Linked DNA regions of Homo sapiens: region 1 is linked to region 2. The links are chromatin loops, found by intact Hi-C in ENCODE. Cell type or tissue: heart left ventricle. All regions are shown on one strand. Links, peaks and the distances in the headings refer to the core of each region. The heading gives the core; the rest is flanking DNA.

The links. A loop is a pair of places that touch in the nucleus more often than their neighbours do. Peaks named below come from ENCODE experiments on the same cell type or tissue, not always from the same donor. Only the 100,000 strongest peaks of a DNase experiment are listed, where the experiment ranks them.
Region 1: a loop joins it to region 2, with 7 times the contacts of the local background. A loop is called at or near these places in 3 of 110 quality-filtered maps.

What each region holds. Positions count from the first base shown.
Region 1 is chr6:111,030,308-111,044,185 of GRCh38, forward strand. No RefSeq gene overlaps it. Among named protein-coding and RNA genes, the nearest start is that of SLC16A10, 50 kb to the right of the region's middle. In heart left ventricle, for the core only: a CTCF peak has its summit at 2,605 (motif pointing right); no DNase peak of the experiment used is centred there; H3K27ac peaks cover 1,919 bases.
Region 2 is chr6:111,080,083-111,097,156 of GRCh38, forward strand. SLC16A10 (solute carrier family 16 member 10) reads left to right here and starts at 7,421. Exons shown (of 6, transcript NM_018593.5): 1 at 7,421-8,013. The coding sequence starts at 7,671. It also overlaps the pseudogene RNU6-960P. RefSeq lists silencers at 7,102-7,781, 7,812-7,991 and an enhancer at 7,804-8,304. In heart left ventricle, for the core only: no CTCF peak of the experiment used is centred there; DNase peaks (open chromatin) are centred at 7,329 and 7,919; H3K4me3 peaks cover 2,755 bases; H3K27ac peaks cover 1,044 bases; H3K27me3 peaks cover 3,278 bases.

The DNA.
Region 1 (13,878 bases), core at 1-5,000, 55 kb before region 2:
ACACACTGTGGATGAGTTACGAAAGAGGTTCCTGAAAGGCAAGCTTATTTAATTTCTGCATTTGAAATAGATTTTGAAGATTCACATTTATCAGCTTGAGCAATTTATTTTCCCACTCTCCTACCTGATTTCCCCAGAGTCACTTATCTGACAAAGCAAATAGCATAGTGACTTGACTGATTAGAGACATCAGTTTAGATGACACCACCTGCAACAGCACCTCCGGCTCAGCCTTTCGGAGGCCGCTCGGTTTATGGCACTGGGAGAGCGTGAGAATTCTTTACTGTCCCCATGAGGCCCCATTTCATCCATCTGGCTCCCCAGTCAAAGCTAGTGAATGCCACAAATATGTTTTGAATTTTACCCCCAGCACCTTCCTCCATTAAGGGTGACCTTGGGGAAAGGTTAGACAGAATCTTGAAAAATCAATCAAAGCTCAAGTGGCATGAGAGCTCAAAAGCAGCATCACCATACGGGCAGGAGAGTATGTGGGAGTGGCAGACAGGGCAGTGTTGTGGGAAGGAGTGTGGCATTAAATGAAACCGACACAACCCTCGCCTGCTACTCTGAGAGCTCAGCTGAGATTTAAAAGGACAATTAAAAGATACAGTGCATAAAACCATGGGCAACACCAATTAGTAATATGGTTCTCTAAGAAAAGTGAAAATGTTTGCAGACTCAAGAAATGCAAAGGGCAATCAATGTGGCTTTGTTTTGTGGTAGTAGTAGTAGCAGTATGACAAAGAATTTTAAAAGGGGACTTGATAAGGCAACTGGTATAATACTGGCTGATGAAATTCCCATGTTATCTCCATTCTTAGAAAATGAGAGGAGTAGCCATCATGATTGAGAAATAGGGCTCCCGAAAGTAATTCTATCCTAACCTCAAGGTGGGTGAAATATGGCATGCAAAGCACCTGGCCGCTTGAAATAACTGAGTCTCCATTCCAAACATGCACATTCAGTTAATCTTGAAGGAACTATGGGGACGTAGAATGAGGCAGAGAACTGGTGACAGATACCTTCTAGTTTTGACTCTGGCAAAATTATAAGAAGAATCATGTAGGTGCCTCATGAGCTCTTACTTAGAATTGGAAATAGTCATCACTAGGAGCCAGCCTGGGTTCCCTGAGAGTTAAGAGTGTTAACCCATTTCCTTTTTTGAAACAGATACTTTCCCGGTAGAGCGTTGAAGTCAAAATTGTAGAGACGAATCTCTAAATTTGTTTTACTTGGGAGAAAGAATTGTAACCATAATAAATTTGTTGCCTGAGGCACACAGCAAGTCAATACACTGAGACACCAGGTTGCAGCAGAGAAAGAAGAAGAATCATAAAAATTTGAACCAGGAGGTCGGGCATGGTCGCTCACACCTATAATCCCAGCACTTTGGGAGGCCAAGGCGCACAGATCGCTTAAGCTCAGGAGTTCGAGAACAGCCTGACCAACATGGCAAAATCCCATCTCTACTAAAAATACAAAAATAAACCGGGCACAGTAGTACACGCTATTTATTGCAGCTACTCAGGAGGCTGAGGCAGGAGAACCGCTCGAACTCAGGAGGTGAAAGTTGCAGTGAGCTGAGATCACGCCACTGCACTCCAGCCTGGGCGACAGAGTGAGACCCTGTCTCAAGAGAAAAAGAAAAGAAAAGAAAAATTTGAATGAGGAGATGGGAAGAAACCTCAGATACAATTCTAAGGAATTTGAGGTTAGGATTTTTTAGGGTTTTAGAGATTGTTAATTGATGAAAGAGTGCAAAGTGAAGTCATAGGACAGGGAGATGAAGAAACTATTCTCATACTGATCCCCTTCCTCTGGTGGGATCTTCAAGCTGGTTGGCATCAGCTGTTTTGTTGGAATTCGGGGTCTGAAAAACATCTGTTTGTTTTTGTTTTTTTGAGATAGGGACTTGCTCTGTCACCCAGTGTGATTATAGCTCACTGCAGCCTCGAACTCTTTGGGCTCCAGCAGTCCTCCAAACTCAGCCTCCCAAATAGGTAGAACTACAGGCGCGCACTACCAGGGCCAGCTAATTTTTTAATATTTTTGTAGGAAGATACGGGGTCTTGCTATGTTCCCCAAGCTGGTTGAACTCTGCCTCAAGCAGTCCTCCCATCTCGGCCTCCCAAAGTGCTGGGATTTCAGGCTCTCGCCACCATACCTGGCCCTGAAAAACATTTTAAGTGATCCTTAAACAAAAGTGTTATGATCTAATGTTCAGAGACCCTGTAGGAACAATGGGGATGCAAGTCAATTCTTAGTCTTATGACCCTGATGTCAGAAATCCTGTCCATCATACAGTGGGGATGCAGATGGTCAGTATCTAGTGCTATGTGATTTAGCAACAAGGAAGTGGGCCAAAGGGCAGCTTGATTAATGATAAATTATAACTACATTTCTGGCCAGAACCTAACATGCAATTCTTGTCGACCCTGTGAGGGTGGTTTCAGAATTTATAAGTTCAGACATACATGCAGACTGGGTGGTCTTCGGAATGTCTGAAGAACAAAGAAAAGGCCAGAGGTTTTATTAAAAAGGAGAAATGTTATGTATTGCTCTTTGAGAAAGTTCGTTGGCACTGTGGGTTTGGGGAGCTGGGAGCTCTGATCGGTGAGCAACAGCAGAGGGCAAAATTAGTCCTAGAATTGTAGCAAGTTATCTCAGAAGCTATAGATAAAACTGGTTTCAGCTTACAACAAGCAGCTTCAGCAGCCAGGCTTGCAAAGAAAGTCTATTCTTGGAGCAATGCTTTGGTACCCTGAATGTTTTTCCTCCTAGCTTCTTGACTCTGTTTTAGTTGGATCTGACAAGAATGACCCAATTCTTATGGTTCAACTTTCACAGGACAATAACCAATCACTCCACATTTATCAAGCATTATTATGTTTCAGGCATTGGGAATAACACCTGACACTGTATATGTTTACAATTTAGAAAGCATTTTCTTTCTTTCCTTTTTGTTTTTCTTTTTCTTTTTTCTTTTTTTTTTTTTTGAGACAAGTCTTGCTCTGTCACCCCAGGCTGGAGTGCAGTGGCACGGATCTTGGCTCACTGCAACCTCCGCCTCCCAGGTTCAAGTGATTCTCCTGCCTCAGCCTTCTGAGTGGCTGGGATTACAGGCGCCCACCACCATGCCTGGCTAATTTTTGTATTTTTAGTAGAGATGGGTTTTTGCTATGTTGGCCAGGCTGGTCTGGAACTCCTGACCTCAGTTGATCTGCCCGACTCGGTCTCACAAAGTGCTGGGATTACAGGGGTGAGCCACCACACCAGGCCAAGCATTTTCTTTCAAATACAAGGAATATTTTTCTGATTTAAAAAAAAAAAACGAACTTTTTTTCTGATAATCAAAGGGAAAGTTGCAAAGATGAAAATAAAAGTCATCTGTAATCTCAGGTAATACCAGGTAATTAACATTTTGCTGTATTTCTTACCACTGAAAAAAATGCATAGTTTTAAGCTGGGTGTGGTGGTGAGCATGTAGTCCCAGTTAAGTGCCCAAAGGGTTCACTTTACCGGCTGCCTAGACAGAGTCGATTTACCAAGACAGGGGAATTGCAATGGACAAAGAGTAATTCACGCAGAGCCGGCTATGTGGGAAACCAGAGTTTTATTATTACCCAAATCAGTCTCCCTGAGCATTTGGGGATCAGAGTTTTCAAAGATAATTTTGCGGGTAGGGGCTTGGGAAGTGGGGAGTGCTGATTGGTCAGGTTGGAGATGGACTCACAGGGGGCGGAAGTGAATTTTTCTTGCTCTCTTCTGTTCCTGGGTGGGATGGCAGAACTGGTTGAGCCAGATTGCCGTCTGGGTGGTGTCAGCTGATCCATCGAGTGCAGGGTCTGCACAATAGCTCTGATCGTAGGTTTCACAATGGTGATATTATCCCCAGGAGCAATTTGGGAAGGTTCAGACTCTTGGAGCCAGAGGCTGCATGACCCCTAAACTGTAATTTCTAGCCTTGTAGCTAATTTGTTAGTCCTGCGAAGGCAGACTGGTCCCCAGGCAAGAAGGGGGTCGTTTCAGGAAAGAGCTATTACCAATTTTGTTTCTAGAGTCAAACCATGAACTGAATTCCTTCCCAAAGTTGGTTCAGCCTATGCCCAGGGATGAACAAGGACAGCTTAAAGGTTAGAAGCAAGATGGAGTTGTTTAGGTCTGATTTCTTTCACTGTCATAATTTCCTCAGTTATAATTTTTGCAAAGGGGATTTCGCCAGCTACTCAGGAGACTGAAGCAGGAGAGTTCCTTAAGCCCAGGTGGCCTTAGTATGCTATAATCATGCCTGTGAATAGCCACTGTACTCCAGCCTGAGTAACATAGCAAGACCTTGTCTCTAAAAAAATAAAAATAGGACCAGGCACGGTGGCTCACACGTATAATTTCAGGAGTATTGCTTGTGGCCAGAAGTTCAAGACTAGCCTGGGCAACATATCAAGATCCTGTCTCTACAAACAATTTAAAAACTTAGCCAGGCATAGTGGTGCATGCCTATAGTCCTGGCTACTCTGGAGACTGAGGCAGGAGGATCATTTCAGCCCATGAGTCTGAGACTGCAGTGAGCTGTGGTTTTGCCACTGCACTCCAGCCTCGGTGATTGATAGAGTAAGACACTGTCTCTAAAAAATATTTAAAATATATATCTTTTAAAAAACCCCAAATTTAAAAATAAAACTATGGGGTTGGGCACGGTGCCTCACGCCTATAATCCCAGCGCTTTGGGAGGCCGAGGCGGGCGGATCACTTGAGGTCAGGAGTTTGAGACCAGCCTGGCCAACATGGCAAAACCCCATCTCTACTAAAAATACAAAAATTAGCCAGGAATGGTGACACGCACCTGTAGTCCCAGCTACTCAGGAGGCTGAGCCAGGAGAATAGCCTGAACCCTGGAGGCAAAAGTTGCAGTGAGTCTAGATCATGCCACTGCATTCTATCCTGGGCAACAGAGAATGAGACTCTGTCACAATCAGTCAATAAATCAATCAACAAAATACATAAAATAAAACTGTGGTCTTATTTTGAGTTCTGCTTTTTTATTTTTAAATACATATATAGCTAAAACCTACATGTATGGAAGTGTTCATAAGAGCAAAACATGACGAATTTTTACCAAGTGAACACACTTGCATAATTATCCAGATCAAGAAATAGAAATAATATCCTAAGTGAATTAACGTAAAGGAACAGAAAACCAAATACCACACTTGTAAGTAGGAGCTAAACAATTGGTACTCATGGACATAAAGATGGCAACAGTAGATACTGGGGACCGACTACTAGCGGGGAGGGAGAAAGGAGGCCAAGGGTTCAGAAACTATTGGGTACTGTGCTCAATACCTAGGTAATGGGATCACTCATACCCCAAACTTCAGCATCATGCAACATACCCAGGTAACAAAACTGTACATGTACCCCCTTTATCTAAGTGGGAAAAGAAAAAGAAATAGAAATATTGTAAAGACCGACAGAAGTCCCCTTGTACCTGCTCCCATCATTGGCCCTTGCCCAAGGGTTTACTAGGTGCTCTGCCCTTTATTTTTTTTAAGACAGATTCTCACTCTCCCTGGCTGGAGTACAGTGGCATGATCACAGCACACTGCAGCCTCAACCTCCCAGGCTTAGGTGATCCTCCCACCTCAGCATTCCTAGTAGCTCGGACTGCAGGCATGTGCCACCGCCCAGCTAATTTTTTACAACAGAGGTCTTGCCATGTTGCCCAGGCTGATCTTGAACTCCTGGGCTCAAGCAATCCTCCCGCCTCAGCTTCCCAAAGTGCTGGGATTACAGGTGTGAGCCATTGTGCCTGGCCTGCCCTGCTCTTTGAAATCAATGTTATATGTAAGCAGTTTCTTGTGTCATTAGTTATTTTTTAAACACTATTTTTGATGGCTCTGTAATATTTGATTACGTGGATATGTTATTTATTTTAGTCATTCTATTGTTGGGCATTAATGGCATTTCCTGTTGATATTATTATAAATAATATGATAAGCACAATCTTTTTTTCTTTTTTCTTTTTTTTTTTTTGAGATGGAGTCTTGCTGTGTCACCCAGGCTAGAGTGCAGTGGCATGATCTCGGCTCACTGCAACCTCCGCCTCCCAGGTTCAAGCAATTCTCCTGCCTCAGCCTCCCAAGTAGCTGGGATTACAGGCGCCCGCCACCACACTGGGGTAATTTTTGTATTTTTAGTAGAGGCAGGGTTTCGCCATGTTGGCCAGGCTGATCTCGAACTCCTGACCTCATGATCCGCCCACCTTGGCCTCCCTAAGTGCTGGGATTATAGGCGTGAGCCACCATACCCGGCTGATAAGCGCAGTCTTTTTTTGAAAGTGCTTTCACATGGTATTTTCAGTTGATATTTAAAATATTCCATAAACTGAATAGTGCAGGTGGTATTTTATACAATTTCCAGTCGAGAAAGCAGAGGCTTGGATTAAGTAAACTTGTCCAACGTTACACAACTTAAAGAGGTAAATCTGGGCCTAGAACTCAAGTCTTCTAATTCCTAATCTAGTGGATTCTCAGCAAGATGTCTTAAGTGTCTCACAGTATTCATGTGAATCACATGGAGAAATGATGTAACTAATCAGCACCCAGGCCAATTCATAGCAATTTAAACAACTACACCCAAAGGATATTGATGAATGATGAATACATCCATGGCATCCAGAAAGCAGATCTTTACTGACAAGCCTCAGGGCTGCTATTGACCTTTGTCTCTTTAAACGGTGTTCTTCCACTTTCATGAAGACAAAAAAAAGACACAAAGAAAAGTTCAGAACCTGGGGGAGAAATATACACATAGTTAGGATAAAGGAGACTGTTCTACAGTTGGGAAATGCCCCTGGAGGCAAACCCAGTGTCAGACATCCATGTAAGCCTGCTGCTGAAAGGTCCCCCTAAATTTAAGCTGCACTGTCACAGAAGTAGAACATTCAGGCTGATTAAAATCATTTGTATGAGATTTTTTGAAGTCTAAAAACAAGAAATCCTGATTCAAATGTACAGTAATAAAAAAGTGGAAGTAACAGGGACCCAATATACTCTAACCTGTTCATATCATAATATTGCTTTCATTTCTGGGCACCACCCTTGGAGAAATTGAGCTACTTGGTAATGGCGAAGGTAATGAAAAATCTTGAAACCTTGTCAGATTAGGCAGGGATCATTTACCTGGAGAAAAAAAGTATTTACTGAACAAAATTTGATTCCATCAACTTAATTGGAGTATAATTTACATAAATTTATTAAAATTGTTTATTTTTAAAATAGAGAAAACGTCTTACTATGTTGCCCATGCTGGTCTCGAACTGCTGGGCTCAAGTAATCCTCCTACCTCAGCCTCCCAAAGTGCTGAGATTACAGATGTGAGCCACTGTGCCTGGCCTAATTTATGTACAATTAAATGCACCTGTTTAAAGTATATGATTTGGTGAGTTTTGACGTTTGTGAACACCTACGAAAACACTGCCACAATCAAGAGGCAGAATATTTTCATCTGACCCAAAAAATTCATACCTGTTTATTTCCCTCTACCCCATGTCCCGGGCAACCACTGATCTGCTTTTTGTCTCTAGAAATTAATTTATGTTTAATGGAATTTTGTATAAATGGAATGAAAGAGAAGAACTCTTGTGACTCGCTTCTTTCACTCAGCATGAATATTTTGAAGTTCATGCGTGTTGCTACATGTATCTGTAGTTGGTTGCTATAGGTAGTAGTCCATAATATGGATTTCTTATAGATTTTTAATATATTCATCTGTTTATGGACACTTGGGTTGCTTTTACTTTTTGGCTGTTACAAAAAAAGATGCTATGAATATTTGTGCTGCAAGTCTTTGTATGGTGAAGTGATTTCATTGCTTTGGGGTAGTACCTAGGAATAGAATGCCTGGGTCACATTAGGAACTGAATGAACAAGAGACAGGTTCCCAGTCCCCAGAAGGCTCGCTTTCTAGTGGAGGGAAAGAGGTGGTAAAACATATAAACAAATAGAATACATTCAGAAAGCGATAAGTGATATAAGAACAATATAAGAGGCCGGGCACAGTGGCTCACGCCTGTAATCCCAGCACATTGGGAGGCCAAAGTGGGTGGATCACCTGAGGTCAGGAGTACGAGACCAGCCTGGCCAACATGGCAAAACCCCATCTCTACTAAAAGTACAAAAATTAGCTGGGCATGGTGGCGGGCGCCTGTAATCCCAGCTACTCAGGAGGCTGAGGCAGGAGGAACACTTGAACCCGTGAGGCAGAGGTTGCAGTGAGCTGAGGCCGTGCCACTGCACTCCAGCCTGGGCGACAAGAGTGACACTCCATCTCAAAAACAACAACAAAAAAAGAACAATAAAAGAGTAGACAGAGAGCGACTCAGGAGGGGCTACTTTAACATGAATGGCAAGGGAAGAGCTCTTTGAAAGGCAATATATGGGCTGAACTGAGTCCTGAATATCAAGAAGTTGTTAGTATGTGAAAATTTGGGAGAGCACACTTCAGAACTGCCAATGTCAAGTCCTTGAGGAAGGAAAGCATTTGACTTAAGGATGTAATAGTTGTCACCAGACATTTGAAGGAAAACCAAGTGGAAAAGGAATTACACTTATTCTAAGAAATTTAGAGGCATATTTATGACTTATGAGTGAAAGTGAGATGGAGAAAGTTTTCAGTTCAGTCTAACCTTTTTGTGGGTAGAGCTACTCATGACTGAAATGAGTTGCCTGGGGAGGCAGTGAGGCTTCTGCGATTGGACATAGACAAGAGAGATACTAGAGAGAGGAATATGGCTGAAGGCAGGAGACGAGACCAGATGCACTCCCCAGCTGAGATTCTGTGATTTGGGGACTTCTGGGGATAGGAAAATGACCAGGTTTTAAGTTATTTTTTGTTGTTGAGGTTTCATTTTCTTTTTTCCTTTTTATAAAAAAAAAAGATGTTTTCTACCAATATAAATAAGAACTACAACTAGATGGACCTGGAACCAGACTTGTGATTTTGAGTTCTCAAAATGAATTATTGAGCAAATATAAATCTAGCCTAGAAACCAACTGTTGTAATTTTGAATGAATTTATAAGGCAACTGATTAAAAAACAAAATATATTTTTTCTACTTTCTATTTTTAACAATAAGCACTTGGAACATGTTCAAGATTTTTGGCCAGGCACGGTGGCTCACGCCTGTAAACCCAGCACTTTGGGAGCTGAGGTGGGCGGATCACCTAGGTCGGGAGTTCAAGACCAGCCTGACCAACATGGTGAAACCCTGTCTCTACTAAAAATGCAAAAATTAACTGGGTATGGTGGCGCACACCTGTAATCCCAGCTACTCGGAAGGCTGAGGCAGGAGAACCACTTGAACCCAAGAGGCAGAGGTTGCAGTGAGCCGAGATCACGCCACTGTACTCCAGCCTGGGCGACAGGGCGAGATTCCGTCTCGAGAGGGAGAAAAAGAAAAAAAAAAGAAAACATTCAAGTGTTTATTAAAAGGCTGAGAAAAGAAGAATGTTAGGCCAGATGCGGTGGCTCACGCCTGTAATCCCAGCACTTTGGGAGGCTGAGGCGGGCAGATCACAAGGTCAGGAGTTCAAGACCAGCCTGGCCAACATGGTGAAACCCCGTCTCTACTAAAAATACAAAAATTAGCCGGTTGTGGTGGCGCATGCCCGTAATCCCAGCTACTCAGGAGGCTGAGGCAGGAGAATCGCTTAAACCCGGGAGGCGGGGGTTGCAGTGAACTGAGATTACGCCACTGCACCACTCCAGCCTGGGCGATAGAGTGAGACTCCATCTCAAAAAAAAGAAGAAAAAGAAAAGAAGAATGTACTATTCTCTTTCAGTCAAATGACATAGTCTATAGTTAGTGTATAAGAAAGTGTGAGAAAATTTGTTTTGTTTATTTTGAGATGGGATCTTACTCTGTTGTCCAGGCTGGAGTGCAGTGGCATGATTACCGCAGACTTGACCTCCTGGGCTCAGTCAATTCTCCCATCTCAGTCTCTCAAATACCTGGGACTACAGGCACGCACCACCACACCCAGCTATGTTGCTCAAGCTGGTCTCAAATTCGTGGGCTCAAGTGCTCTGCCCACCTCGACATTGTAAAGTGCTAGGATTACAGGCATGAGGCACCATGCCTGGCTGAGGAAATGTTAATAATAAAAATGGGGGAAGCTGAGCACAGTGGTGCGAGCCTGGTAGTCTCATCTACTTGAGAAACTGAGACAGAAGGATCACTTGAGCCCAGGAGTTTGAGCCCAGCCTGGGCAACATAGCAGAACCCCATCTCTAAAAAAAAAGAAGGGGTGATAATCCATCATTTACCTAAATCAGCCCATTTACAAATAATAACACCAGCCTGGACAACACAGTGAGACCCTATTTCTACCAATAAATCAGAAAATAAAAAGAAAGAGAGAAAATGAAAAAAGAAGGAGGAAGGAAGGGAAGGAAGGGAGGAAAGAAGGAAGAAAGGCATGCAGACAAGCCGGGCATGGTGGCTCATGCCTATAATCCTAGCTACTTGAGTGGTGGGAGGATTGCATGAGCCCAGGAGTTCAAGACTAGCCTTGGCAACCTAGCAAGACCCCTTCTGTAATAAATAAATAAAGTAATTAAAATAATAATTAACTTTTATTAATAAAATTAAAGGATATGTACCAAGGTATTAATCTGGATAAAAGATGTGACAACACAATTGGAATATGTATTAGAAGACTAAATTATACCTGATTTTATAAATGCTTATTTATCCTAATTATTGTGCAAACTTAAGAACAACAATGGAAGAAAAGAAAGGGGAAAAGGCGGGGCACGGTGGCTCATGCCTGTAATCCCAGCACTCTGGGAGGCCAAGGCAGGCAGATCACCTGAGGTCAGGAGTTCAAGACCGGCCTGTCCAACATGGTGAAACCCCATCTCTACTAAAAACACAAAAATTAGCCAGGCCTGGTGGCAGGTGCCTGTAAGGTGAATGGTGGGAGGCTGAGCAAAGAGAATCATTTGAACCCGGGAGGCGGAGGTTGCAGTGAGCCAAGATCGTGCCATTACACTCCAGCCTGGGGTACAAGAGCGAGATTTATCTCAAAAAAAAAAAAAAAAAAAAAAGGCGGGGGGGAAGAAGAGGAGGAGAAGAAAGAAGAGTTGCAAAAGACAAAATTATAACAAATTTAGCTTAAAAACTTAATTGGCTTTTTGTAATTCTAGAACTGAGAAACACCTCATACTATAAAATACAATAAGGCTGGGTGTGGTGGCTCATGCCTGTAATCCCAGCACTTTGGGAGGCCAAGGCGGGCGGATCACCTGAGGTCAGGAGTTCGTGACCAGCCTGGCCAATATGGTGAAACCCCATCTCTACTAAAAATACAAAAATTAGCCAGGCGTGGTGGCACGCACGTGTAATCCCAGCTACTCGGGAGGATGAGGCACGAGAATTGCTTGAGCCCAGGAGGCGGAGGTTGCAGTGAGCCGAGATCGCACCACTGCACTACATACAGCCTGGGTGACAGAGCGAGATTCAGTCTCAAAAAAAAAAAAAGTACAATGAGTGTTCTAATCAGAGGAGGTTGGTTTTATAGACAGAAAAAGGCTGAGAAAAGCCAAAACAGAAAACAAAAAGTCGATTGATTGTTTCAAAGTTATACTTTCCTTGTAAAGGCTAAAGGAGAGGGGATTTCTTTATCATACTGGCTGAAATTGCTTGTTTGGGGATTTAGCTATTATCTCTCGCCTGATTTCTCAGAATGTTAGATAAACAACTTAGTTTCAGTTTGGTGATGTGAAACTTTAGCATGACTGACTCCATTTTGGTTTGATCTGTTGGATCTAAAGCAGGAGCTCAGTCCAAACCAATGGCCTCCTATACTTTTTTTTTTTTTAAACAATTTCACCATTTGGGTCAGGCTGTCACCCAGGTGAGAGTGCGACCAAAACCTAGGCCATTCACACTGCTCTCAGTTACCATCATTCTGGGTTTCTGGTCTCGATGTACCATTCTTAGATTGTGGTGTCCTCAGGATCACATATTTCTTTTGCTTTTTTTTTTTTTTTTTTTAGACAGAATCTCGCTCTGTTGCCCAGGCTGGAGTGCAGTGGCGCGATCTGGGCTCACTGCAAGCTCCACCTCCCAGGTTCACGCCACTCTCCTGCCTCAGCCTCCCGAGTAGCTGGGACTACTGGTGCCCGCTACAATGCCCGGCTAATTTTTTTTTGTATTTTAGTAGAGACAAATTTTCATCATGTTAACCAGTATGGTCTTGATCTCCTGACCTCGTGATCTGCTGGCCTTGGCCTCCCAAAGTGCTGGGATTATAGGCGTGAGCCATCAAGTCTGGTCTGATCACATATTTCTTTGAGTTTTTGTTATTCTAGCTGAAGAGAGATCATTCAATGTTCGATGGATGGCTACATGTAAGTATTTAAAACCTTTGAGAGAATATAGCACACCAGCAAGACTACTATTATGACTATCAGGAGGATAATACCAGCAGTTTGGCATAAGCTCCTTAGCCAGGGTCCCCATGAACCAAACCAACTAAAATTGAATAGATCAAAGAATGAGCCAGATGAGGAGTCCACTTGTTTTAACCAAGCAGACTGTTCATTTTTTGCAACCAAGTCTCTGTAATACCCAACGTATCTACCCATGTACAACAAGAAGTGTTATCAATGGCACAGACTCCTCCTATACTATACAGCTAGCAGGAAATCTGGTATCCTATGACTGGGTTATATTAAAGCAGAGAGTGAGAACAAGTGGATCTAGAAGTGTAACCCTATTAAAGGGACCACTAGTACAATTTGAACAACAGTTACGTTAGGGATGTTGCTAAACTTACCCACTAGATGGACTAAAGAAGCTCTTAGGTTATGTAAAGATTTGGGTTTCACACGACAGATCCAACAGTTCATCAGATTGCCCCCGCAGGAGCTGCTGACTGTGCCAAGCGAAAAAGATGGGCAAAAAAAAAAAAAAAAAAAAAAAAAGTTCAGAGGGGCAAGAGTCTTATTATGATAGGCAGTCTTGTGCTGACACCTTGGGAAAAGCTGTTTACAACATGAAGTTGTCAACCTCTTTCCCTGGTTTGCAGTTTGAATGTCTCTGGTTATGGCATCAGGCGTTTTGGTGAACTCTGTGTGGCCAACACATCAGGAATGGCACTTGTCCCTTGAAATTTACAACGAGTTGTCTGGTTTCAGCTTAGAGGGCTTTGGGTACAGAGCAGTTCTTGTTCTTAGTTGGAGAATTGTAGCCAGATATTGGAGGAAAAGAGAATTCTAGAATCTAGTCCAGTCTACAAGAAGATAAGAAAAACTTGAAAACGATGAGCAAAGCCACAACCTAATAGCAGGTGTACTATAGCTTTTCTTCAGAAACAGTTTTTCTCTCTGCAGTTACTCCCATTTCTACCAAAAATAATCAGAATAACACAAATGTGTTTACAAAATAAGGTTAGTCTCATCAAACTTAGCCTGATTATTTACGTAAGAGCAGCAGGAATAGTGAATGACCACACAGACTGTTTTTAAGTTTCCTTTGCTGGAACTTTTTTTTTTCTTTTGAGACAGAATTTCGCTCTTGTTGCCCAGGCTGGAGTGCAATGGTGCAATCTCAGCTCACTGCAACCTCCGCCTCCCAGGTTCAAGCAATTCTTCTGCCTCAGTCTCCCGAGTAGCTGGGATTACAGGCATGCGCCACCACACCCAGCTGATTTTGTATTTTTTGTAGAAACGGGGTTTGTTCATGTTGGTCAGACTGGTCTTGAACCCCTGACCTCAGGTGATCCTCCTGCCTTGGCCTCCCAAAGTGCTGGGATTACAGGCGTGAGCCACTGCACCCAGACTGCTGGAACTTTTTTTCTCTTTTTCTATAACATT
Region 2 (17,074 bases), core at 5,426-10,425:
TGAGTTGAGATCATGCCACTGCATGCCAGACTGAGCAACACAGTGAGACCCTGTCTCAAAAAAAAAAAAAAAAATTCCTGGAGTACACTAACATGGGCATTTTGATACAGTACTTGTGGTAGTATGAATTGATAAAGTTCTTTAAAATTTAGCAATGTATTAGGAGCCTTAAAATACTGCTTTTCACCAGTAATCTCACATCTAGAACTCTATTCTAAGAACTTGTTAGAGATACAAAGATTTGTGTGTAAAGACGTTTATTGCAGTATTATTTATTATAGTGGAAAACCTGAAATAACTTACATGTACAATGATAGGGATGTGACTAAATAAATTATGGTCCATCTCCACAGTAGAATGCTTTATAGCCATTTGCATCCTGCTTTTGAAGAATATTTGATAACATGGGGAAATTATTTATGATGTGATAAGTAAAAAAATGCAGGATACAAAATTGTGCTTTATTATGTGTACTGTGTTAGTTTTTGTTTTTAAGAGACAGGGTCTCACTCTGTCACCCAGGCTGGAGTGCAGCGGTATGATCATGGCTCACTGCAGCCTCGACCTCCTAGGCTCAAGTGATTCTCTTGCCTCAGGTTTCCAAGTAGCTGGGTCTACAGGCATGCACCACCATGCCCAGCTAATTTTTTTTATGTTGCATTGGTTTCATAGGGCTGCCAAAATGAAATACCACAGACCTAGTGACTCAAACAATAGAAGTTGTTTGTTTTTTTAGAGATGGGGGGGGTCTCGAAATGTTGCCCAGACTGGAGTGCAGTGTCTATTCACAGGTGTGGTCATAGCACACTGCAGCCTCAGACTCCTGGGCTCAAGTGATCATCCTGCCTCCCGAGTAGCTGGGACTACAGGCACGTGGCACTGTGCCAGGCTCAAACAACAGAAATATATTTTCTCACACTTCTGGAGTCTGGAAGTCCAAGATCAAGGTATCAGCAGCAGGTGTGATTTCTCCTGAGGCCATTCTCCTTGGCTTGCAGACGTCTTCCTTCCCGTGTCCTCACATGGCCTTTTCCTGGTCACTCTCTAGGTTCCAATCCCCTCTTCTGATGTGGACTCCAGTCATATTGGATTAGGGTCCACCATAATGACCCCATTTTAATTTAATTAGCTCTTTGAAGGTGCTACCTCCAAGTACAGTCACATTCTGAGGCACTGGGGGCTAGGGCTTCAACATATGAATTTTGGGGATGGGGACACAATTAAGTCCATTAAACTATGATTCTCATTTTGTTTAAAAATGCATAGAAACAAAGACTAGAAGAAAATACAGTAGACCTATGGCTTTTGAGCAATCCTGAAGGTTCATAATATATAATAATCGGTAGGTATGTTTGCTGATGTATAGATTTGAGACATAAGAACCTCTGGAGAAGGCCTGTGGCAGAACCCCTATGTATAAATGACTCTAGTTGTCCTCTGGGCATCCTAATCTTATCAGGCTTCTTCATGTTTCACTTATCATCTTGAATGCAACAATTTTAATTAAGGATCAAAAGAGTTGCTTAATTTTTTTTGGTGATACTATACCATTTTTACAGGAAAAATACAAAACAAATATGGTATCTCTCATACATGCATAATTAATAAATATTAAGGTTAAAATGGGTTATTTGAGTGGTTCTATAATAAATATATATATATATTTTTTTGAGACAGAGTCTCGCTGTGTTGCCCAGGCTGGAGTGCAGTGGCACCATCTGGGCTCACTGCAACCTCTGCCTCCTGGTTTCAAGTGATTCTCATGCCTCAGCGTCCCAAGTAGCTGGGATTACAGGTGTGTGCCCCCACACCCAGATAATTTTTGTAATTTTTGTAGAGATAGGGTTTCAACATGTTGGCCAGACTGGTCTCAAACTCCTGGCCTCAAGTTATCCACCTGCCTTGGCCTCCCAAAGTGCTGGGATTACAGGGTTGAGCCACCATGCCTGGGCTATAATAAATGATTTAAACTTTATTGTTTTTATGGTATTTGCTATAACAAGCATGTATTACTTTTTTTTTTTTTTTTTTGTCTGTAGAGATAGGGTCTCACCATGTTGTCTAGGTTGGTCTAGAACTCCTGGGCTCAAGTAATCCTCCCACCTTGGCCTCCCAAACCAAAGTGCTAGGATTACAGGTGTGAACCACTATACCAGGCCTGTATTCTTTTTTTTTTTTTTTTTTTTTTTTGAGACAGAGTTTTGTTCTTGTTGCCCAGGCTGGAGTGCAACGGCACGACCTCGGCTCACTGAAACCTCCACCTCCCAGATTCAGGTGATTCTCCTGCCTCAGCCTCCTGAGTAGCTGGGACTACAGGCGTGCGCCACCACCCCTGGCTAATTTTTGCATTTTTAGTAGAGACGGGGTTTCTCCATGTTGGCCAGGCTGGTCTCGAACTCCTGACCTCAGGTGATCCACCCACCTCGGCCTCCCAAAGTGTTGGGATTACATGCGTGAGCCACTGCACCCGACCTTTTTTTTTTTTTTAGACTGAGTTTCACTCTTATAGCCCAGGCTGGAGTGCAATGGCGTGATCTTGGCTCACTGCAACCTCCACCTCACGGGTTCAAGGACTCTCCTGCCTCAGCCTCCCAAGTAGCTGGGATTACAAGCATATGCCACCATGCCTGCTAATTTTTTGTATTTTTAGTAGAGATGGGGTTTCACCATGTTAGCCAGGCTGGTCTCAAACTCCTGACCTCAAATAATCTGCCCACCTCAGCCTCCCAAAGTGCTGGGATTACAGATGTGAGCCACCTTGCCAGGCTCTGTATTACTTCTACAACTAAAAAAAGAAACACATGATTTAAACATATTTAAAAGTTTTCACCTGAAAATACGGAATCTTCTCAATTACACACTTTGTGGTTCTTTAAATTATTTTTGAATTCTATTCAATTTGGTTCAATAAATATTTGTTGTGCACTAACACTACTTGGTGCTGTGGTTCAAAGATTTGTGAAAGACTATCTGACCTGTCTGAAAATTCCTACACTAGCCAAGGAGATTGAAAACCATTCTACTGACCATAAAAACTGCTATAAATAAAATATGGAAGCCTAGCGGAAGGATCAGTAAAGGCTTCAGAGAAGTGAATTCCATTTTAGAGTGGAGCCTTGAAGATTGAGTGAGATTTCACCATTAGGAAAAGGGGAGAGGTGGTCATTTCAGAAGCAGGGTCTGCAGGGAGGAATAGAGGTGTTCATACTTGTTCCTGAAATGAGGAGCAGGCCTTAAGACTGCAGAACAGAGTTTCAGCAGGTATAGGTTAGAGGATGAATTGGTGCAGGCAGAATTTGTTGGCAGCAAGACTAATTAGTAGGTCATTATGATGGTCCTTGAGAAATGATAAGGAATCATTAAGGAATCAGCAGCAAGGATGGAGAGTAGGGAACCAGGCAAAAGACCTTCTGGAGCTAGAGTTGACAGGATTGCGTTTGAGAGAACCAGGGGAGAAGTATATTAGGAAGCAGACCCAGGTTTCAGCTTGGATTTGGGAGGATTAGGAGTAATACCAAAGGAGAATCAGGTTGAGGGGACTTCTGAAAGAGAGGTAAAAAAGTGGAGATGAGAGAATTAGTTCAGTCTCATTTTTAAAGTGCATTTTTTGGCCCTGCGTGGTGGCTCACGCCTGTAATCTCAGCACTGTGGGAAGCTGAGGTGGGCAAATCACTTGAGATGAGGAGTTCGAGACCAGCTTGGCCCAACATGGTGAAACCTTGTCTCTACTGAAAATACAAAAAATAGCTGGGCGTGGTGGCACGTGCTTGTAATCCCAGCTACTTGGGAGGCTGAGGCAGGAGAATCACTTGAACTCAGGAGGCAGAGGTTGCAGTGAGCTGAGATTGTGCCACTGCCCTCCAGCCTCGGGGACAGAGAGAGACTCTGTCTCAAAAAAAAAAAAAAAAAAAAGGGCCAGGCACAGTGGCTTACACCTGTAATCCCAGCACTTTGGGAGGCAGAGGCAGGCGGATCATGAGGTCAGGAGATCAAGACCATCCTGGGAGGCTGAGGCAGGAGAATCACTTGAACCTAGGAGGTGGAGTTGCAGTGAACCGAGATCTTACCACTGCACTTCAGCCTGGGTGACAGAGCGAGACTCTGTCTCAAAAATAAAATAAAACAAAATAAAAATAAATAAATAAGACTGTCCTAAATAGGAAAGGTTGGTCTTTTGAAATAGAATAAGGAATCAAGTGGATTGTTTTGTTTAATAAATAAGTTTAACATAAACTGCTGATGAAAAGGCCTACATAAAGCACTGTTGGCATTTAGATTTAATGAACTATTACACCTTTTAAAATTTTATAAATCTTTTTATCTGATCTCAAAGCACTTAATAAATAGGAACTCATTAAAAACATACCATCACTGCGCTGAGCATGGTGGCTCATGCCTGTAATCCCAGCACTTTGGGAGGCCAAGGCAGGCAGATTACGAAGTCAAGAGATCGAGACCACCCTGGCCAACATGGTAAAACCCCATCTCTACTAAAAATACAAAAATTAGCTGGGTGTGGTGGTGCACGCCTGTAGTCCCAGCTACTCAGGAGGCTGAGGCAGGAGAATCGCTTGAACCCGGGAGGTGGAAGTTGAAGTGAGCCGAGATTGGGCCACTGTACTCCAGCCTGGTGACAGAGTGAGACTCCATCTCAGGAAAAAAAAAAAATACCATCACTATGTCACTATGCTGTAGTTATAAGTAAACAGGTTCATATTTTCAGGTGGAGAAGATGAGGTCAATCCAATAACACAATGTGAGTTGTTGATTAGTGTGGACATAGAAATAGAAGGTAGTTTTCCTGGACACCTAAAACTCTGCTCCATTCAATAGCCTATTGGTAGTTAGAAGTAAACACTCTTTTTTTAAAGAGATGGATTATTACTTATGTTGCTTGAGGCCAGGAGTTCGAGACCAGCCTGGTTGCTGGTCTCAGCAATGTTGCTCAGGCTGATCTCGAATTCCTGGCCTCAAGCCATCCTCCCACCTGAGCCTCCCAAAGTGCTGGGATTACAGGCTTGAGCCACCACACCTTGCCTCATTTGTTACAATTAATGACCCAATGTTGATACATTATTATTAACTAAAGCCGACATTTTGTTCATATTTCTTTACTTTTAATCTAATGTCCTTTTTCTGTTCCAGTATCCATCCAGGATATCACATTACATTTAGTTATCATGTCTCTTAGGCTTTTTTTTTTTTTTTTGAGTTGGAATCTCACTGTCACCCAGGCTGGGGTACAGTGGCGCGATCTCAGCTCACTGCAACCTCTGCCTTCTGGGTTCAAGCGATTCTCCTGCCTCAGCCACCTGAGTATCTGGGATTACAGGCCCACGCCACTATGCCTGGCTAATTTTTGTATTTTTGGTAGAGATGGGGTTTCGCCATATTGGCCAGGCTGGTCTCGAACTCCTGACCTCAAGTGATCCGCCCGCCTCGGCCTCCCAAAGTGCTGGGATTACCAGCATGAGCCACGACACCCAGCCCTCTTAGACTCTTTTTTACTGTGACAGTTTCTCAGACTTTCCTTGTTTTTGATGACTTTTACAGTAATGAAAGTACTTAATGGGTATTTTGTAGACTGTCCTTGATTGGGATTTGTCTAATGTTTTTCTGATGGTTAGCCAGGGATTATGGGTTTTGGCAGGAAGACCACAGAGGTAAAGTACCATTTTCATCACATCATATCGGGGATACATTATCATCTAGTTGAGGTACTGTGTGCCATTTTTTGCACCCTAAAGTTATTTCTTCCCCCCACTCCCCCTTTCCATCCTATACTCTTTGGAAGAAAGTTACTACGCATACCCACACTTAAAGAGTAAACCATTGTACTTCACCTCCATGAGGGAGGGAGTATGTTCATAAAGTATTTACATTTCCTGCAGGAGAGATTTGTCTATTCTCTCCTCATTATTTATTTAATCATTTACTTACATCAGTACTGACTCGTGGATAATTCTTACATATGTGTTTGTTTGTGTGCATGCAAATATATAATCGATGTGCTTTCTTTGCCCAATAATATGTTGTGGACAACTTTCAAAGTCAATAAATACAGATGACCTTCAGAACTTTTAGAGGTTTTAAAGTAAGTATCTAATCAGTCTTCTACCAATGTACATTATACTTCCAAATTTTCCTTATTTCCAACAATACTGGGGTATCATCTTCATACATACATTTTTGTGCACTTATGTGCCTATTCCTTTGTTTACTATTTTACCCTCATTTCTAAGGCAGATTACACTTGAGCTATGTTCCCCATTCCACAACCAAGCACGGCTTGCTTTCCTTAGTTTATGCTATTTTCTCTACCTGGAATGCTCTTTTCCTGTCTTGACCCACTGAAGTCGTATGTATGAATCAGGGCTTCGGCCAAAGGCTGTTTGCTGTAGAGGCTCTTCTACAGTGTTTGGAGAGAATTTAAGGGACTATCTCATCTCTCTCTTTTGTACATGTATTATAACACATCATCTGAGCCTCCTAGTCTCTCCCAGGACTCTTTTTTCCTACCAGTTTATCAACTGATAAGAGGCAGAAACGAGATCAATCGCACTCATCTGTGTACTCTATCACAGTGGTGGGCACATCAAGTAACTAGCATATTTTGACTTTGATTGAAGTGAAGAATACGAATAACAGAAATTAAGAAGCATCCTCAATATTGCATAGCAGGTTACTCTTCTTTTCTTTTACATAGGATGGCACTCCATGCTTCAGGGAGACAGAGGAGTTGAATACAGGTTTTAGTTTTTGTTTAAAGTGAAAACGACTCTGATGTAGTTGAAAAGTAATGCTTTCTAGCTGTCTGTTAAAAATGTTTGTTGGTTGAAGACTTCGGAATTGCAGTCCAGTGAGGACTGAAAATAAGCATCTTTGGTGTGCCAAATATTCATAAGGAAATTGTATACGAATGCAAGAGAATGGAACTGAAGTAATAAAATAAGGGCTCTGATCCTTCAGATGACTTATTTAAGAAGCCAGGTGGCATAACGAATCTTACATATTATAATTAGTACTGAGAGGTGAATGCCAAAACATAAAACAAACACAATCGAGACAATGTTAGTGTGACTGTGACGCTGTGTCGGTGAGTTGAGGCTAACGATCCAGTGTGGCTCTCCTGAAGGCCCACCGCGCCCGCACCTAGGAGACGCGCCCCTTCTGCTCATGCTTTGAGGCGGGGTGACCCACACATCTGTGCCCCTCTCTGAGCAGGAGGAGGCCCCGTCGCAGACGCGCGCGCAGACAGCGTCTGCCGCGGGCACCTGGGGCCGCGCGCCGCGGGGCGCCCCGCCTCCGCTCTCCGAGGCCCAATCATCTGGAGGCTGTGGGGGCACGTCCCGCTCCCGGCCACGCCCCCAGCCGGCGGGGCGGGGGGTGCTTTTAAGAACCGGCGGCTGGCAGTGGGCTCAGTCGGGGGTGCGGGGCTGTGACCTAGAGGCTTCAGTGTCGATCCCCGAGGTGTTCGCGCGCGCCAGCTGTCCTCGCGGCCGCCTGCGCGCTGGCCGCCTGCGCGCTGCCAGCCCGCCCGCCCGCCAGGGGCTCCGCCGCCCTCGCCTCGGCCTCGTTAGCCCGCCAGGAGCCCCGCAGCTCCTCCGGGAGCCCGCTGGTAACTCGCGTCCCTCGCGCTTCTCCGGCGCCTGAGGGGCCCGCCTCGGGCCATGGTGCTCTCCCAGGAGGAGCCGGACTCCGCGCGGGGCACGAGCGAGGCGCAGCCGCTCGGCCCCGCGCCCACGGGGGCCGCTCCGCCGCCCGGCCCGGGACCCTCGGACAGCCCCGAGGCGGCTGTCGAGAAGGTGGAGGTGGAGCTGGCGGGGCCGGCGACCGCGGAGCCCCATGAGCCCCCCGAACCCCCCGAGGGCGGCTGGGGCTGGCTGGTGATGCTGGCGGCCATGTGGTGCAACGGGTCGGTGTTCGGCATCCAGAACGCTTGCGGGGTGCTCTTCGTGTCCATGCTGGAAACCTTCGGCTCCAAAGACGATGACAAGATGGTCTTTAAGACAGGTGAGGCGCGGCGCCCGCCGAGGCCAGCCTGGGCGACCCGCGTGGGGCCCCCGAGCGCATCCCGCGTGTGGGCTGTGTCTGCCTCCGAGTGTGCATGTCGGTGGGTCCCTGTGCCAGAGGGTGCGAGCAGGGGGGTCTTTCGAGTTGCAGACAGAGCCTGCCGCTTCTGGGGCCTCGGGGTGCCCGTCTTTATATGGAATCCAGCTGCAGAGCTGTGTGTTTGCAAGCAGGTCGCAGAACTTACTTGCCGAGATCGTCCTCCTTTCCCCTCAGCAGAGCAGACGCTAACAGTCCACAGGAGCCCTTCCTTTTATTGTTTGAAAACAAACAGAACCCCAGAACCTTCAACCCCAGTCATCGCCCTGTCATTTTTGTGGTCTCTTTCGTGACTATGCCAGTTATGTAGTTCTTCACCTGCCTCCCTGGGCCGCAGAGGGGTGTGCGTATGTTGGCGGGGCGGGGGGTGGAGTTTGGAGGAATGAAAGAGATTTGTACGAAGGTCACTGGAGTTCCAAAGGGGGCCCTGCAAGAGTCACGGTTCCGTGCGTTCCCGTCCCCCCGCCTTTTTTTGCCCTCTGGGTTAAATGTAGAAAACACGGGAGGCAGCCGGATTAGGGACTAGGATGAGGAAGGTGAAGGGTTGCTTCTTCCCTCTTCCTGTTGTGTTTTTTGACATTTTTTTTTAACCATATAGTAAATTAGATACAAAAGGTGCAGATTCAGCGTTTTCTCCCTGTAGAGCATTATTATGACTTTTTGGCTGGTTAGGCAAAAAACAAATCTAAGACCTTCTGCATGACACTTTAACATAAATTCTTTCACTTTATCCTGCAAGGTGAGCGCGGTCAACCCCATTTGGGTGAGAAAACTGTAGCTCAGTGAAAGTGTCTTGGTGGGTAGTAGAATGGCAATAAAACACATATCAACTGACTTCAAGGGCTAAGTGATTTCCATTACTAAATCAACCTCCCTCCCCATCATTTGGGGTAACTTTATATGATTAATAGTCTTTTTTTTTAACCTTGATTTTCTATTATTTTTAGAGTGAATATTTCTTAGGTCTTTAGTATGCATATGAGGAATGGGCAAGACTGTAATAAATTCTGAGACAAAGGTAATGCTGGGTTATGCTGAGAGTTTTAAAACCTGACATAAATACTATTAAACTATTTGTATCATTCTGCAACTTACTTTTCTTCCATTCCGCATCATGTTTGTGACTTATCCACATAATACCTCAGTGTGAACTGATAACTCAAATTCTTTCCATTTTAACTTAGGTGGTTTGCATTGTTTGACTATATTATACTCTATGCATTCTCCCTCTGATGGGCATTTAGATTGCTTCCAAACTCATTCTAAACAATGCTGCAATGAATATTCTTGTACACTCTCGTTATGCATGTGAATACGGTACCATTTTAACCTGGAATTTCTGTTCTTTAAATAGCTATTGAAACTGCTGTGGTATGCGGGTCAATGGGCTAGGTACAAAAAGTGTTAAAAATGTAGTAACATATCCTTACCATTTAAGGGAAGTAATCATTGTAAAGTTTAGCAGGGGAGATATGCATATATAATAGCAAACAAAAATAGTTTGTTGTCTTTTCTATATGAGTATTGGGTGTCAGAGAGAAAAGCCCCAAAAGAAGGCAGAATTGACAGAGTTAACATTTAAAGACTAGTTCCAACATTTACCATATTCCTGCCTGGGATTACAGATTTTTTAATGCAGTCAAGATAACAGCAGTCTTTTGTTTATCATTGTTTTTGCAAATTCAGTTAAGTAGATCCTTTGGTGTCTGTGGGTGGGTTTTTTTTTTTTTTTTTTTTTTTTTTTTTTTTTTTTTTGAGAGAGAGAGAGAGCAATTGCCAGAGAGACCATAGCTTTGCCAGGGATGAGAATTTTGCAGTGTCAAAGTCTCTACCTACTACTTGTCCCCAAAGTTCTAATTGGCTACACAATATCCCAATACTGGGTAGCTGAGAGTGAGGGAAGGAACCTGGTTTTTCTTTTGCACTCTGTGGAACTTTGTGTTTTCCATTTTGATGAATATCTTTTTTCTTTTTACTCAGTTCAGTCTTTGACAACTTTTTCAGTCATGTTTGTGTATGTGTGGGTATATATCATATAAACAGTTGCACAGGTGTGCTAGTTAAATGTGTGAAGATCTTTGTGTTTCTCTGCCTGACTGCTGTATATCTATTTATGGTTGTGCCATTGCACAAGGGTGCCCAACTCAGGGGTAAGTGGGGACTGAAAACCAGCCTGGGCTCTGGGTGCCCTTTGTCTGATTCCTACAGAAGGGCCCTATGCACTTGTAATGGCCCTGTATAACACAGCATCTAGATTGAACAATGGCCATTACTTGGGTGCTAGGTAATACATATATGACTGATAGATGTTAAGGGCTGAGGAAGAAAACAGATTTAAACTTAGTGCTGAAAAAATGGTTACAAGATAGTCTTTAAGCCAGTTATTGTTGAGATCTCTCTCTCTTCCCCTGTCCCCTACCCCTTTCTCTTTCCTTCAGTGCACACACACACACACAAAGGTGTTTCATGAAGTCCCTCATCTACCACAGTCACTGTTATTTGAGAATATCTGCTTTGAAGTTTGATTGGTCACACTTTTTCACTTTGATATTCGAATGCTGAGTCGTCTGTGATCAAGCATATGCAAGCTTCAAATACATGCCAAAAAATATCTGGAATTTGTTTAAGCCTTTTATTTTTCAAAGTTTTGGTCTATTTTCTATTACCGTACTCATGATGGATAATCCTGGTGTTAGAGTACAGCTAGTTCTGTCTCCTTGTTTCCATTACTTCTTTATAGCAAGTGACTAGCCTAAGGATATACAGGGAGGTGGTGGTGGAATGGAATCTAGGTCTCCAAATGATGGTGCGCATTTCTTGAGTACTTTCCTGTGGCTAAGCACTTTAGATGCGTTCCTATTTAAACCTTACCACGATTCTCTGATAGACTTTGTTAATATCTTTCTTTTCAGATATGGGAACTCAGGCTTACAGAGTTTAAGTAAGAAGTGGAGCCAGAATTCAACCCCAGGCTTATCTGACTCTAAGAGCTGGGATTTTTATTTTAATTATTTATTTATTTAAAATATGGAATGCTTCATGAATTTGCATGTCATCCTTGTTCAGGGGTCACGCTAATCTTCTCTGTGTCATTCCAATTTTAGTAGATTGTTGTTCAAAGTGCTGCTGAAGCAAGCACCAGGAGCTGGGTTTTAATCATTCATCATATTGCATTGACTAGATAACATTCTGCAAATACGATGTTTTTTATGTTGTTGATTAATTTAAGTGTTAGTGATTGGTTGAGTGCTCTACCATGCATTCTGGGATTAGAAAGAAGGGTCCCTGTTTCTTGGTCCTACTTTGTGGTGAATAAACAATTGCAAATTATTAATGTCTCAAACTATATTTCTGAAGTGTAGAGAGACTTCCATAGAAGAACAAGATACTTCCATATGCCGTTCAAGCAAAAGTCTGGGGTTTCCTTTGAAGAACTTTTAGATTGATCCACAGCAGGACAATGTTTCTAGGCAGAACTGAGGAGGAGCCTTTCTTAGGCTCACTTCTCTTCAGGGCTCTGTTAACTCTTCCCACGCAATGGATAATCTACCCAAAATTTCTCAGGAAAGGGCCTGAAGAAGTTCATTCACACTAAGGTGTAAGTGAGTTTACACATCTTACTGTTAATTCTCTTTATACAAATGTTTACCAAGTTATCTAACACGCTTTGTTTTGGGCTCTGTCCTGGGGACTGGAGATAATGACTGAGAGAGAAAATGTCAGCTGTTTCAAAGTAGCTTAGGATCTGTTGTGGGATACAAATTAATAACAGACCAGAAGTAATAGAATATTTCCCTGAAGGATTTTCAATATAACAGGACTCAGTTTTACTATAAAAGGCTGAAATTCTAAGGTCATTTCAACAGGTGGTGGGGTTGGGGGTGGGGAAGGCATTTGACGCCTCTTTCTCTATGGTTATAAATCTCACTTGGTGAAATTAAGACTTTGGAAAGGGGAAGTAAGCCAACTCCAAGTTGGGCAGTAGAACCAATGAAAAATGCTGACGGCATCACAGTCCCATTATGGTGCCCAGCTGCCAATGACATGGCACTCAGAGGAGTGTCTCACACATACTGCTCTGTCTGAGGGAGCAAGCTAAGCTTGAGTTGTCTCTTTTTTTGTTGTTTTTTTTTTTTTTTTTTTTTTGAGACAGATTCTCACTCTGTCGCCCAGGCTGGAGTGCAGTGGCACCATCTCGGCTCACTGCAACCACTGCCTCCCGGATGCAAGCAATTCTGCCTCAGCCTTCCGAGTAGCTGGACTACCTGCGCTTGCCACCACACCTGGCTAATTTTTGTATTTTTAGTAGAGACAGGGTTTCACCATATTGGCCAGGCTGGTCTCAAACTCCTGACCTCGTGATCCACCTGCCTCGGCTTCCCAAAGTGCTGGGATTACAGGCATAAGCCACCGCGCCTGGCCAAGTTGTCTCTTTTTAGTTGAATTTTTACCTGTTCACATGTGTATTCTTCTTGCCTAGGTAGAGAGGAATCAGACACTCTGGGGAAGAATACAAAGAAATACAATTAAGTGGAACATTGTTTTTCTTTAGAAAGTGCAATTTTGGGCTGGGCGCAGTGGCTCATGCCTGTAATCCCAGCCCTTTGGGAGGCCAAGGCAGGTGGATCACCTGAGGTCAGGAGATTGAGACCAGCCTGGCCAAGATGGTGAAACCCCGTTTCTACTAAAAATACAAAAAATTAGCTGGGCATGGTGGCGGATGCGTGTAATCCCAGCTATTCGGGAGGCTGAGGCAGGAGAATTGCTTGAACCTGGGAGGCAGAGGTTGTAGTGAGCCAAGATGGCGCCACTGTACTCCAGCATGGGCAACAAGAGTGAAACTCCGTCTCAAAAAAAAAAAAAAGAAAAGAAAAAAAGAAAAAAGAAAGAGCAACTTTGTTTTAACTCTGCTAGATACTGGAAAACCCATGGAACTAATGAAGAGCCTAGGGCTTTTTATTTGTTTTGAGATTGTGCCATTTCACTCCAGCCTGGGCAACAAGAGAGAAACTTTGTCTCACACACAAAAAAAGTGTAAATCAAAACATTAAAAATTAAGTAGTTTGGAAGTAGATTATCAAAAAGGTCCTGAAAGGGAGGTTCTTTGGCTATAATCTTTAACGCAACTCTACACTCCCTGTATGGAGACAGATTTCTTTTTAGATGGTTACAGTCACAAAGTAGGGTTTTCAGTAGCATTTAGGGATGAATGAATCTTGCAGCACCTCTCCATGTATCTTGCTAGCCCCTCTGAAACTTCAGGTCAGTTAGTGCTTCCTCAGAAATTGTTCCCCCCACACCAAGTTTTCACATTTACAGTTATACTGATATCCACATTGTACTGTTGTATGTGACACCTAGATTATAGGAAATTTTGGCTATAGTTCAGAAATTAACTGCTATGTTTTGCCTTTACGCTAAAGAGATTTTGTTTTGTTTAGTAGGAAAAGCGGCCTGCATAACTAGCCATTTCTGTATCTTAGAAAAATTTTTAGTAACAGTCCTTTGTTGAGCTAGTTACAGTGAACAAATAATCTGGTTCATGGTCCTATACATCTTTCACTATAAGAAAAATACCTGATTGTTATTTACACTGGAAGAGAGGTAGAAAAGCTAAGAGAACTCACTTATGGCAATAAACCAATCTAAACTACCTGCTAAAATAAGTGAGAAGATTATAAAAATGGTTCTAGGATTTTGGAATAATAGTGAGTATGGTATGGGCGTTTCATACTTCATTTCCAGAATGTTTCTGGATTAAGTGCGAGACTGAATAGCATATATAGTGAATTCTAATTAAATACAACAATGTGAGATTCCTGTGGTGTTTTTTCATGGAATTAAAAATTAATAATTTCAATAAAATTAACTGCTGAAAGAACCCAATTAGCCAAAATGAAAAGCATAACACATTTTTTCAGGAGCGATTTTGAGGTGTCTTTTAGAATAAATTGTACTCTGCTTTTGATGTGATTTGCTACATCTTTTTGTTGCAGTTCCTTGAGGCTCAGCCCCTGGCCATATACTTGCTTCACTTTTCCTGCTTTCTTCCATCCACTGTCTTGGGGCTGTTATTTCCAAATCTCATCACTGTGTTCAAGACTTATTTACTATTTCTGGACAGTTCCATTTGGGTACACAGGTACATCATACTAAACTAACATGAACTCATTTTTCAGCTACACCATACAACCTTCCCTTACTACCAAAAATGACAGCCCATTTGTCGGCATTCTTCTGAATCCATATTCCTCCTTCTTAATTCTCTGTGCATGATACCTCTGGTTGTTTAAGTCAGAAACCTGGAATGTATCTTAGCTTCTTATTTCTCTTCCTTCCTTACCTGTTTTGTTAAATCAGAGTTCTTTTGTGTTTACCTTCTTAATGCCTCATAAATCAGTCCCACTTTTCTTTCACTACTGTGTCTTAATTCATGCCTTCATTTACTTTTTATTTTATTTTTTGGGATAGGGCCTCACTGTGTTCCCCAGGCTGGAGTGCAGTGGCATGATCATAGCTCACTGCAGCCTCAAACTTCTAAGCTCAAGCAATCCTCCTATCTCAGCTTTTTGAGTAGCTGCAACACCAGGCACATGCCACCATGGCCGGCTAATTAAAAAAAATTTTTATGTGGAGATGGCATCTTGCTATTTTGCTCAGCCTTGTCTTGAACTCCTGGCCTCAAGCGACCCTCCTGCCTCAACTTCCCAAAGTGTTGGGACTACAGGCGGGACCTACTGTGCCTGGCCACCTTCATTACTATTGGCAACAATTAGTCATAACCCCTTAACAGGATTGCTTGTCCTCAGTTGTACATCTGAGTGATTTTTCTAAAAGATTGGACCATATGATTTTTCTGTTTAAATGCCCAGTGACACTCATTACTTTTAGGAAAATGTCAAACTCCCTACTCCGAAGGCCTGCAAGCTCTGGCCCTTGCCTGGCCCTCTAGCCTTGCCCCTGCTTCTCTCCCTTACTGGTCTTTGTGTTCTAGCCAACCTGTAGGTGTTACACTGGCCCAAATTTGTCTTGCTGCTTTTTGCCTCTGTACCTTTGTGTGTGCCACTCCTGTCTTCAGTGCGATGGTTGGTCCTTGTGAGATTCTGATGAAATGGTTGGCCATTTTATTCTTATGTCACAATCCTGGGACACAAACAGTGATTTTATGCAATTGTTATGTATTTGATGCACTTGGAATATTGGGGGTAGCTACATTTTGGAGTTTTGAGAACGAATTCAAATAAGTTACAAATTATGTTTAAAGTGGTAGACAGAGAACCTGATTTCAACCTATTCTAATAAAGCATTCCGTGAAAGCCATTTTAAAGATGATCCATATTTGTTAAAGTGGTAATTTTTATATTCTCTGATATGGTTTGGCTGTGTTCCCACCCAAATCTCATCTTGAATTGTAGCTCCCATAATCCACACTTGTCATGGGAGGGAGGTAATTACCTGGTGGGAGGTAATTGAATCATGGGGGCAGGTTTTCCTGTGCTGTTCTTGTGATAGTTAATAAGTCTCATGAGATCTGATGGTTTATAAAGGGCAGTTCCCCTGCACACTTTCTGTTGCCTGTTGCCATGTAAGACATGCCTTTGCTCCTCTTTCACCTTCCACCATGATTGTGAGGCCTCCCTAGCCATGTGGAACTGTGAGTCCATTAAACCTCTTTTTCTTTATAAATTACCCAGCCTCAGATATTTCTTCATAACACTATGAAAATGGAGTAATACATTCCATTACCATAAAGAAAAGGCTTTCATGTACATTATTTTTTAGAGTAGCCTTGTGGTATGTCATTACCTCCATGGATAGATAAGAAAGTTGCAACTTGCACAGTATTAGGATTGATATCAGTATTTACTTTTATTAAGTTGAACTTAAGAGCAGCTTTTTGGCTGGAAAAAAGTTGTACTTATGTCAAAGTTGTCCTGAAAGTAGAATCCTACTCCTGTCCCCAGCCTGAAACTATTTACTACATATTTACTTGCATGTTCTTTAGAATATTCTCTCAATAGTGTCTCCTACTCAAGTCATCAGAAATGCTGTGATGTCATTTTTGGAAAAGAATTCCAGAGTTATCACCGCCTAGCTAGAAATCTGGTCTTATATTCAAATTAAACAAGCAAACCTTAACAAAAACAAGCTAAACCCTAAACATAACATGAACAGTCAGCTCACCACAGTTCTGAGCACCTGCCTTGGCCTGGTGCCACCCACGCAGGGACTGTGGATGTTTTTATTGGCAGAGATTCAGAACAGGAAACTCCAGCACACCTGGGAACTGCGCAGACCCACCACATAAGACAGATAGCCTATCAGTGGCTGGAGGAATGGAGGAAAGCAGTGCTTTCAAATGTACATGCCAAATGTGTATGATCATACCTCTTTGTTAAAGTGCCTTCTTTAACAGCAAAAGTAATTCCTCACCTTGCATATAGGAACTAAAAAAAAGTCGATGAAGAAATGGCTTGCCTTATTTTCAAGTAAGAAGTCTTTTTTCATTTCACTAATTTTTAATTATGGGCATAAGTATGAAATACAGATTAGAAATACTGAATGTGGACCAAAGCAATGTTTCCTTTGTGGACCAAAGCAGTGAATCTTTTTTCTTTCTTTCTTTCTTTTCTTTTTTTTGTTAAGAGACAGGGTCTTGCTCTCTTGCTCAGACTGGAGTGCAGTCAGTGATGTGATGGCTCACCATAACCTCAACCTCTTGGGCTCAAGGGATCCTCCTGCCCCAACCTCCTGAACAGCTGGGATTACAGGCACATACCACCACACCTGGCTAATTTTTAAAAATTTTTTTGTGGGGGAGGGTCTCTCTATATTGCCCAAGCTGGTTTCAAATGCCTGAGCTCAAGTGATCCTCCAACCTCAGGCTCCCAGAGTGTTGGGATTACAGGTTTGAGCCACTGTGCCTGGCCCCAAAACAGTGTTTGTAACTCCCTTTGTCCCCTCT